Regions from separate parts of the Mus musculus genome. Here region 1 is linked to region 2. Evidence: chromatin loops called from intact Hi-C (ENCODE). Cell type or tissue: heart. All regions are shown on one strand. Links, peaks and the distances in the headings refer to the core of each region. The heading gives the core; the rest is flanking DNA.

The links. A loop is a pair of places that touch in the nucleus more often than their neighbours do. Peaks named below come from ENCODE experiments on the same cell type or tissue, not always from the same donor. Only the 100,000 strongest peaks of a DNase experiment are listed, where the experiment ranks them.
Region 1: it touches region 2 in a loop (2.2-fold over the local background); 5 of 42 quality-filtered maps call a loop at or near these places.

What each region holds. Positions count from the first base shown.
Region 1 is chr3:122,409,364-122,414,738 of GRCm38, reverse strand. No RefSeq gene overlaps it. Among named protein-coding and RNA genes, the nearest start is that of Bcar3, 7.7 kb to the left of the region's middle. In heart, for the core only: no CTCF peak of the experiment used is centred there; no DNase peak of the experiment used is centred there; H3K4me3 peaks cover 616 bases; H3K27ac peaks cover 518 bases; H3K27me3 peaks cover 2,035 bases.
Region 2 is chr3:122,358,705-122,364,079 of GRCm38, reverse strand. No RefSeq gene overlaps it. Among named protein-coding and RNA genes, the nearest start is that of Gm4610, 31 kb to the left of the region's middle. In heart, for the core only: no CTCF peak of the experiment used is centred there; DNase peaks (open chromatin) are centred at 1,109 and 3,149; H3K27me3 peaks cover 185 bases.

The DNA.
Region 1 (5,375 bases), core at 162-5,161, 51 kb before region 2:
TAGAATGTATGCCTTGTTTGGATTGGCCTTTGTTTTGTTCTTAGTAAGGGGCCTGGCATAGAATTATTACCCAGTACTTGCTGAATGAATAAATGAACTCCAGACCTCCAGGTCCTTTGGCCTTTTATCCTTATTCCCTGTACTGAAGCTCCCTGCAGGCTAAATAAATGGAATGCTGTGTTGGTTGTGCCATAAACAGTCTTAAGATTCATCTTTCTTCAGGCTGTGTGCCAGCCTTTACATGCAGTTTTAGACAGGGAAGCCCTTTGCTAACTTGGTCCAGCCAATGTATGAAAGGACAGCCCTCCTAATCACTTCAGGGCTGAGCAGGAAGCTGGGTCAGGGAGTACTCAGCCAGGAGTCGATCCACAACTTTGTGGATTCACAAAGGAATGTGTTGAGTCCTGTCCCACTGACATCATGTGTTGACTGGCAGCTGCAGCAGGCACGGGGCAAACTGCACATTAAGCTAGAAGGGTGCCTGAAGTTTCAGCTCTGCAGAGTCCTAACCAAGAAACAAAAGGAACAAGAGTGGCACGCAGCTGTGACGATGAGACCCAACCAGAAAATAACCTGAGCATGCGCAGCTGCAGAAAGAACGAGAGCCGGAGAAGCCCCTGAAGTTAATGTACAATAAATCAGTGGTCCAGGCATATCAGCTCCCGAGGCAGACCATGGCAAGAAGGCTTGCAGTGTTTTCCAGAACATTCCCCTCGAGGTTCCTGCCATGGATTTGGTGTCGTGGCAATCCCCCGCTAGTAAGCTGGGCAGGCAGGCGGGCAGGCAGGCAGTCTGCGTCCAAGAGGTTGGCAGAACAGCTGTTTACTCGTTGCCACATTGGCTGGAGAATTCATGGCATGAAGGCTATGGTTTAATGGGCCCTGCTCAGCACTTGCTGAATAGTGAGAGGGTGAAAGAAATGTGCCTAGCAACACAGGCTTATTTTCTATTAAAGGTCCATTTAAACCTGCTTGTCCGTATTTGACCCGGTCGCTTCAGGACTTGTCCTCATCACCAAAGTCTGCAGCCTGCTCTCCCTCCTCCCCCCTCCCCTCCCCCCTCCCTCCCCCTCCCTACCCCTTCCCTTTCTCTTTCCATTCCCCTCTCCTTCTCTTTCCCTCTCCCCTTTCCCTCTCTCCCCTCCCCCTCTCCCCTCTCCCTCTCTCTCATTGCTGCTTGTTTTGAGATATAATCTTGCTAAGTAGCCCAGGCTAACCTGAACACATGATCTTCCTGCTTTAGCCTCCTGAGCGCTGGGGTTATGAACACTCAGCCCCACACAGGGTTATCTTTTACTGTCTTGGTCTTTTTTATTAATTTGCTTCTTAACTAATTCAATATTTAGAAGGGAAATAAAATAAAAATGTCTCTGGGTAATTATGGAATTCCAAATGCCTTAAACTTTTTCTTTTATATAGCCCTCCCTTTTTAATTTTTTTTCTCTTCTAGTAAGCATTTTTATTTGAAACATTACTTAAGAAGCAAATTCACTGTTCATATTCCATCGGTAGGCATTTCTGGCCTGGGACGTAGGAAGGTGGAAACAGTTACCAGGACTTCCTGTCTAGAAGCAGTGCAGATCCACAGCAAGAAGGAAAAGGGCTCCGGCAGAGGATCCCTGTAATGTGGGACTCAGAGGCTACATCAAGAGACCAGTGATGCTCATGACAATGAAGGAGAGGATGGAATTTCAGATATGCATATAATATGGATGTATATATCCACATAACTATGGAAAATCAGAGGAACAAATGTAGGGAGACTCTGTGCCACACTTGACCATCTGATGGGGAAGGGCTCAGTTTAAACCCTGAGTTACCCCGTGGGAAGACGGGGGTGTAATGGGAATGGGATAAGCTGCTTAGTCCTGAGGCAGAAGGGATATGGGTAGCTGGGGGAACCGCAGCCAGCAGCCTAATACAGCAATGTCAGGCTGACAGCAACACCCCTGATCTGTGTAGAGGTAGGCACTCAAGAGCGAAATTGAAGTGTCCCCTTACCTGAAAACACTAAGGTTTGAATTTGCAGTGATTGACAGCAGCTTCATTGCATTCAATGTCTGCAATGATGAAATTACAGTTCATCTGCACACTGGCTCGGACTGCAGCCGATGAGAGTGCAGTGAGGAGAGTCAGTCACGAAGCACGAAGTGAAAAGCAAAGAAGACAGAAAAGCATTGCCTTCTCAGACCAGGGGCTATCCAGGGCTATCCAGGACTGTCCAGGGCTATCTAGGGGCTATCTAGCACATATCTGTAATTCCATCTACTTGGCAGGCATAGGCAGGATGCTAACTTGAACCCAGCATTTTAAAGTGTACCTCAAGAATATAGCAAGACTCCATCTTATTTTTCTAAATGCCTTTATAATATCTAAAAATCAAATTTCTGTATGAGTGTGCACTTGGGTGGGAGTATGCAAAGTGCATCTAGATATTCAGATCGCCTGAGAAGTCTTCCCATCAGAGAGTCTGAGAAAGCCAAGTCGCTGAGGTAGTGAAAGGGACTTTCCTAGTTTCTTCAAGTTTTTCTAGGCTGTTTGATTCCTCCCCACAATGAATACCAATTGCTCTCCTAATTAAATATAATGCACATAATGTACCTTACACAGATACTGTTCTAAGAGCCTTACATAAATTAACTCATTGGATTACGAAAATATCCTCCTGAGTTGGCTGCCCAAGTGCTTTACCTCTTATAGACAGAGCCCTCTCCCCATTTTTATGATGGAGGATCCATCCAAGTTATTTTGCTGGCCATGAACTTGCTCTGTACCTGGAGCAGACCTTGAATTTGTGATCCTCCTGCCTCAGCCTCCTGAGTATCTAGCCTGCACCACCTGTCCTGGTGAGGCAGAAGTATTCTTGTCTCCTCCTCTGAGCCAGGGACATTTTCTTTCCAGGTATCAGAGCAGACGGCAAAGGCACTGAACTTTGAACGGAAGCTATGGGGCTCAGACTTTGTGCTCTTAACTGATTAGGTTGTAAGGTCTCAGGATGATTAAGTAAACAATAACACTGCTTTCAAAACTGGACACATCTGGTTTTGAATCCTAGGCTCTGCAGCTATGAAATTCTTAGTGATTTCCTTACTTCTCCTCAGTTTCCCCATCTATAACATGGTAACAATAGTCATCCTTTGTGACACTCTTATGACATCTTCAATGCTAGTTAGTGAGCATTCGACAGTCTGTTTTCTCCATTTGAATTGAACTATTACCTCTTTGACACATTAATTTCATTGACTTTTTTTTTTTTGATGGATACCCTGATATCTGGTGCTTCAAGCATGAGTAGAAATGGGGTTGGGAAAACAACGGATGTGACCAAGTAAAAAGGAGATGCAGAATTAGCACCTCGCTGGGGTCTGAGAGTCCCAGAGTCTTCAGCCCTTTTCTCCAATTAAGCACAAATATTGTGCATCTGGTTCTGATGTAAGCACCACAAGATTCAATCCCAGGGCACAAAGAGCATCCTTCACCTCTGCCATTCACTCATAATACCCTAATGGCCATCCCTATGAACATCTCTGTGGTGTCCCATGAAGGAACAAGTGTAAGCGTATGTGGGCACCTGAGGTTCCCAGGCTGTTATGTAGCCAGCCTTGCCCCCAACACACAGTGTTTGACATACTTAAAGAAGTGAATTCACAGATACTGCTCTGGGAAAGAGGGATATGACCAAGAAAGCAGGAATGGCAAATGATCCCTCCCGCAGTTTAATCTAAAACCAGTCTAGTTAAGGCAGTAAAATGACACTTGATGAGTTTTAAGGTCATTCTAGGGACCTGGAAAGATGAGCGTCACCCTTGAGAGCATTCATTCACTGCCCTTTCAGAGGACCCGAGTTTAGTTCCCAGTACCCACATAGTGGCTCACAACCATCCATAACTCTAGTCCCAGGAAATAATGTGTTCTCTTCGGGCCTCTGCAGGCACCAGGTATCCAAGTGTTGCACAGATCTACATGCAATCAAAACACCTACTCACATAAATAAAATAAAATCCTCCCGGGATAAAAAGTTTATTGTGATTTTTTTTTCTCTTTCTTTCTCTTTCTCTTTTTCTTTCTTTTTTCTTTTTTTTTTTAATTTTTAATTTTTCGAGACAGGGTTTCTCTGTGTAGCGCTGGCTGTCCTGGAACTCACTTTGTAGACCAGGCTGGCCTCGAACTCAGAAATCTGCCTGCCTCTGCCTTCCAAGTGCTAGGATTAAAGGCGTGCGCCACCACTGCCCGGCGATCTTTTTTGAATAAGCTTTGAAGATGCCACAATGAAAAGTTAACATAAATGTTAAAAAAAAAAAAAGAAAAAAAAAAAGCCAAGTGAGTAGAATGGAATTGGGGTGGAGACACTGTTGTGTCTCCTAATTCATTTTTTTTAAAAAAAATAAGTCTTCATTGTATGAGTGCATGAAATTCCCAAAGAATAATGATTTTTAGCCTGGGGTGCTTTGTTGTAAGTGCCAAGGTGCCAGTGCCAGTAAAACTGAGGCAGCAAGCTGGAAGCCTGGGGTAAGGTCACCAGTTACATCTTTTCCTCTCTGGTTTCTTCCTCATAGGGACCCTTCCCTTCTCATCACAAGTGTGTGTGGGTGAGCGTACATGTACACTCAAGTTCGTGTGGGACACTCCTCTTAGGTGGTGGCCATTTGTACAGTACTAACGTTCCCAAAGGATTACAGAGTCGGATGCACAGAGTGCCATTCTAAGAATGTCATGTGTGCAATGAGGAGAAGAGCATCGAAGGTCCTGTGGGAAGAAACAGACTGATGTACGAATGACAGCTGTGTTTACCCTCAGTGAATTCAGACCTTAGCACGTACCACCTCATCGGTCTTTGCAGGTATCCAGTGAGGTGTGAAGGAGGAGTTATGAAGCCTGTTTCAAAGTTGGGAAAATACAGGCACAAAAAAGGCCAAGTGACCAGTCCCAACATAGCTGGGATCAGAGGTCCCCAAACTGCACTCACTGTCTCTCTGTGGGAGTCCTTGCTCTTCAGAGGGAGCAGAGAAGTTCTGTTTAAAAGCCCTGAGTAGCATGTGGAATGGCAAAGTGATTCTTCAAAGAGTCTAGCAGAATGAGGATCTAACTCAGTGACAACGTGTGCCTTTTACACAGTGCTGAGGTCCAACCCCAGCACTGAAACTGAGATGAACTGGGCAGAGAGATCATTCATTTGCAAAGTGCACGATGCTTGCGAAGGACTCGGTAATATTTGTGAACAGAACTTTTTAAAGGGGGTTCAGACAGGAGTGGGGTGGGGTGGGGTGAGGTGGGAGAGCCTTGAATCTAATGGTCAGAACCTCATCCAAGCCTCCTCTATGGTAGACGCCACATAGTACATAGATGGCTCACAGAGGTGACTCTCTGGCCTGTTGT
Region 2 (5,375 bases), core at 128-5,127:
CTTCCCTCAGAGACTCCAGGAGTCAGCCTTGCTCATAGCTTGACACTTTCGAGCTTTTCTGGCTCTTGAGGTGTGAGACCAGATGTATTTGATGTGATTTGCCCTCCAGATGTTCATGGGGTGATAGGACCCTTGAAGAAGAACAGCTTTGTGGTAGGCTGCTAGGTCCCTGGAGACGCTGTTCTCCTAGAGTGAGTTCTCACAAGGGCAAGCTGTTATAATAGTGGAACCTGGCCAAGGTCTCCGTGGGGCTCCCTGTCTAGTCATGCTATGTCTTGCTGACACAGGTATTCTATTATGATAGCATCAATCCTTGGGTCTGCACCAGAGACCAAACCAATGGGGGTTACATGGTTTTTGAGCCTCCAAAACTGTAAGGTAAACAACACTTGTTTTCTTTATAAGGTTACCCAGCATCAGGTATTCCAGTCAGCATTGGGCAACAACATCAGACTACCACAATAAATTTCTGTTGCGTTAACTCATCGAGTTTGTGTTAATTTTTCTGAGGAAGCTCAAGAAAATTAAGGCAGTTTTATCAAGTGGCAAAATTCGGAAGACATCAGACTGGGTAGAAAGTAAAGTGTGAGCAGTGACCACTCGGAAGCTTAGAGTGTGAGGTCAGTGATGTGGCTGTACAGAGTATAGGGCATATATTTGAATTAAAAAGACTGGAATTTAGTTTAAACTTTGGCACCCACCTATGATAAGACTGTAGCATCTTAGTTTCCTTGACTTCAAAGTAGGGACAAGATGGATGACCTTAGAGTAGTAAGCAGACTGAATGATATCCTTTAAGGAAATCTGCTCATTTCCAAACATGGAAATTAAGAACTGAAATACAGAAAAACTTATCTAACAGGCATCCCCAAGCCATAATCACAACCTTAACCCACCAAGAGCCCACCCTGTAGGCCTGCAGGCTGCCAACGGAGTGAAACTTGGGCTTGAGCTCAGCCTCCTCCTCCTCCTCCTCCTCCTCCTCCTCCTCCTCCTCCTCCTCCTCCTCCTCCTCCTCCTCCCCCTGCTGGTACCAGCACCAAGGATGAGCTGAGCCAGGAAGGAATGCACTGGGGCTAAGCAGAGCTGGCCTCGGGTCAGAGATGAGGCTGCCAGGCACCAGATCTCTCACAGTGGTTAGCAGCTTCTCCAACGGTGCCAGTGAAGTGTACCTCTGCAGGGTTGGGCTGGGCAGGGTAGATCAGCAGCTAAGTGCAAACAGCCTGGTGAGCTCTGCTGGAGTCTGGAGTTATGTGCAGCTGTGAAGAGCCAGTCCTGGTCCCAGGTTGGGAGAGGTAGAGGGAGAGTAGCCACCCAAGGTGGCAGACTAGATGCAGACTTTCTGGTCAAGTTGAAACTTAAGACAACAGAGAATTCCTATTCGAAGTAACTATTGAAAAGGTCATATTTATACTAAAACATAATTCATTGTTGAACTGAAATTTGAATTTGACTCATATCCTGTGTCTTTGTTTGCTAAGTCTGATGACCTTAGGATCCTTCAGATCAAGGAAGCTTAACTTGGGAGCCAAGTCAGAAAGCAGAGCCTCTAGAGAAGGTGTGTGTGTGCGTGTGCATGTGCGTGTGCGCGTGCGCGTGCGCGTGCGTGTGTGTGTGTGTGTGTGTGTGTGTGTGTGTGTGTGTGTCAGAGCTTTGGTTTTTCTGAAGGCATGCTTTTCTTGAAAGGGTGGGCTTGGACCAGGTCCTACCTCCACCCTCCTTGTCCAACCTTGAACACTATTGCACACTCTTCCTCCTCTATTTGCATGAACTAGTCTTCTTGTTTCTGGTCTCTGAGTCTCTAGCTGTACCACTGGGCTATAAACATGGACTCCCCTAGAAATTGTCGTCTCTGGGTAGCCTGGCTTCATGCCAAGCTCAAGTGATCTTCGCTCCAGTTAGAAGGGTACATTCGGCCTTAGTGCGGTTGTGAGATGAAATCACCTGCACCCAGGGAAGGGGAGAAGTTAGGGGTACGCTTAGAAGCAAGCACAAACCGCTGAGTTAATACATACACACCTACATGTTCTGATCGCCCGGAGTTAAGGTTCTCTGGAGTTTTATAAACCCTGTAATGACTTGCTAAAATCTTGATAGTTGGATCTCATGATGCAATATTTTAATATTCAAAGATATAAATGACTTAAGAGGTACACTGTGTAATTTCTCTGACCCGGTTAACCTTGCCTATGGAACATGAGCCTCTCTGAGCCCATGGCAGAGCTGGCTCCATCGGTGTGTGATAAGCTGCATCAAGCATAAGCCCCTGAGCTCAGAAGGACCCTACAACTGGTTTAATGCTATACTGTTGCCACCTTGCAGCTCCTAATAACTTCTGAACCAGGGGCCTAGCGACTGGACACCTAGTTCTATAAACCCTGTCCTTGGCCCTGTCCTGAGGGCATAGGATGTGTCTAAAGTGTGAGTGTAGCACAGTACAATGCCAGCCTCAAGAGCCTTTGTGACAGAGACATGAGAGGTAACACTAGGAAGTGCTGCCATTGGAGAAGTCAGGTCACCCCGGAAGGTATCATCCCACTACCACATGCTGGCAGAGTCACAAATGAGGCACACTAGGCCAGGACAGTCACCATGTCCAAAGAGATGCCCTTTTGCCCAGACAGGTATAATCAGCACAAAGCTTAGGGGCCTATTGTGGTGATGGAACCTTCTAGCCACAAACTGGGCCATCCAGTTTAATCCCATAGGGAACAGTGTCTCCCTCACCCACCTCTCCACCAGCCTATTGTGGGTGATCCTCGCTCAAGTCTGAGCTTGTTAATGGGCTGTAGGGGAGACCTGCGGTTCCCATCAAGGTTCAGGGGACCCCAATCAGAAGGTGTCCCTGGGCTGATCTGATCTTCCCGCTCAGCGTTATTTTCTTACCTTTGTCTTTTTGCTCAACCCTCCCCTCCCCCTACACTCTGGGCCTATCCTCTTCCAGCCCCCAAGCCCTTGATTGGATTTCCACAGGACTGGTGGCTAAGCAGAGCGGAGGTCAGGAAGAGGGCAGCCTTTCCCACCCTTTTTGTTCTGGTCCAGTGGCCTAGCCTAACATCTTTGCTATCTTAGGCCATAGGCAGGAGGGACCAGCTGTCACAGCCAAGAAGCCAATGGGAAAATCAGCACAGCCTGGTTTTTTTGTTTGTTTCTAATAGGAAGTCAGGAATTACCCCCGGAGTACTGGCTGTGTTTCCAGCTGTGTTTCCAGCCGTGTGCCTGCTGACTTCCACATCCTCTGCCTCTGGCTAGCTGGATAACTACAGAGGAGCACAAGTCTGCTTGGCTCAACGCCTGCCTGTCTTCGCTCTGTAGTGCTTGGGTCAGAACACATGGATTTGAAGCATGACTCTGACACCTGTTAACTCCGTGACTATGAGGGTGTTACTTAGCCTTTCTGTGCCTGGGTTGTTTTATCAATAGAAAGATGATGAAAGTGTCTACTTCACAAAAGGGTGAAGATTAACTAAACCCACACCTACCGCCTGGCACATAGCAAGTATACAACAACAGGTCGCTATTGTCTTATTCTTAAAGGTAGCCCTCTCGGTCACACTCTAAGTGGTACTCAACCTGTGGGTCATGACCCTTTCAGGAATTGAACACCCCTTTCACAGGGTTCCCATATCAGATATCCTGAATATAAGATATTTATACTATGATTCATAACAGTCACAAAACTATAGCTATGAAGTAGCAATAAAGACAAGTCTATGGTTGGGGGTGGTCACCGTAACATGAGGAGTTGTATTAAACGGGGTGCTGGAAAGGTTGAGAATTAGTGGTCTCAGGGGTGCCTCTGGGCAGATTTGAAAACTAACTTGCTGAGGTGATACAGATATTAAGTGATAGAGTCCAGATTTGAATTGGAACCCGGATAGCTTCCCGAATCACATCATATACCGTGGTCTAGGGAGAAGTGCTGACTCAGCACCTCTTACCAGCATTTCTGACCTTTTATCATCCTTTCGGTTCACCCAGGGTACCAGCCGTGAGGGTGTGGTTGATGCAACCTGTGCCAATGAAGACATCTTTCTGAAAAAGCAATGTGGCAGCTTGAAGATTTTTGCGGAGAGAAGAGTCTGAGTGAGGGACATCACACTTGCTGGGCTGTGGCCCGTCCTCTGTTATCCCCTGGGCTCTACGGTAACTTCCATAGATCAGGGTGGAGCCTGGGAAGAAGGCAAAGGCTGCAGTTTTAGGCTGTATGAGGGGCCTTGGGTGGGGTGCTAATTGTTCCTAATAATTCCCCAGGTCTCAGTTAAGTCTCAGTTAAGTGTTCCTGTGTGGGCTGTGATTGAAACCAGTACTCTCGGGGACTCAGCCTCACTTCTCGCCATCTGCCAGGTTCTATCATCTCCCGGTCACTTGAGCATCTGGGTCTGTTCAAAATGGAATTTACACCTAAGAGAGGCAGTTCATTACCCACACGGATTCCATGCCTGTCTTTGTCCTTGCCTAAGCTAAATGGATCTGAGAACACGCTCACTGGCACTAAGTCTCTTGCATTTAGACGCTGGCAGGAACTGTGCGCTTCTGCTGAAGTACACTGTTTTACAAGTTGAAACAAGGGAGTTTTTGTAAGCCTACTATTTAGAAAACAAACAAATACAACCCACATACAGCTATTTCAGAAATGCTACCACCCAGGAAAGAAACCCTTCTGCCAAAATGCCACCATATAAAGAAAGTGATTGAAGGGACACCATGAAATGCCACCTCCTTCCTATTGAGACTTGGAAAGAAAAGAAATAGTCTGCGTAACTTTGCAAACATCTTTCCTAACCATTCATCCTTTTAAAAACATACAATGTATTTTATTGAATCATATAATGCTACATTTCTTTATCTAATATTAATAAAGTTACTTAATCACTTCTGTAGCAAGAACTTTTGAGGAGACTGGGGAGATAGCTTGGTCAGTAACATTCTTAGTGTGCAAGCTAAGGGTCTAAATCCAACTCTCAGAACATGTGTTAAAACTGCTGATGTGGGAACGCCCACTTGTGGCCCCAGCAGTTGGAAGAGACAGGAGGGACCTGGGGGTTGCTGGCTACCTGGCCTTGCCTACTTGGTAAGCTCTATGCCAGTGAAGTGGCTTCCAGAGCCAAAGTAGATCGTTCCGGAGAATGACACCCAAGGTGTCCTCTGGCCCGTGTGGCATGTGCCCACATACATGTACCCAACTTCACATATGAATACACACATACGACAATTAAAACCTTTAGGATAGTGATAAATTGAAAAAGAAAAGGGATTTCTGGATTGGCTATTAGAAGACCCATGTTCTTAACTTGAATATTTCTGAGTACAAAAGTGAATAACTTCAAAACTCAGTGGACAAAGGCTATACTAATAGTCTATTCTCTCTCACA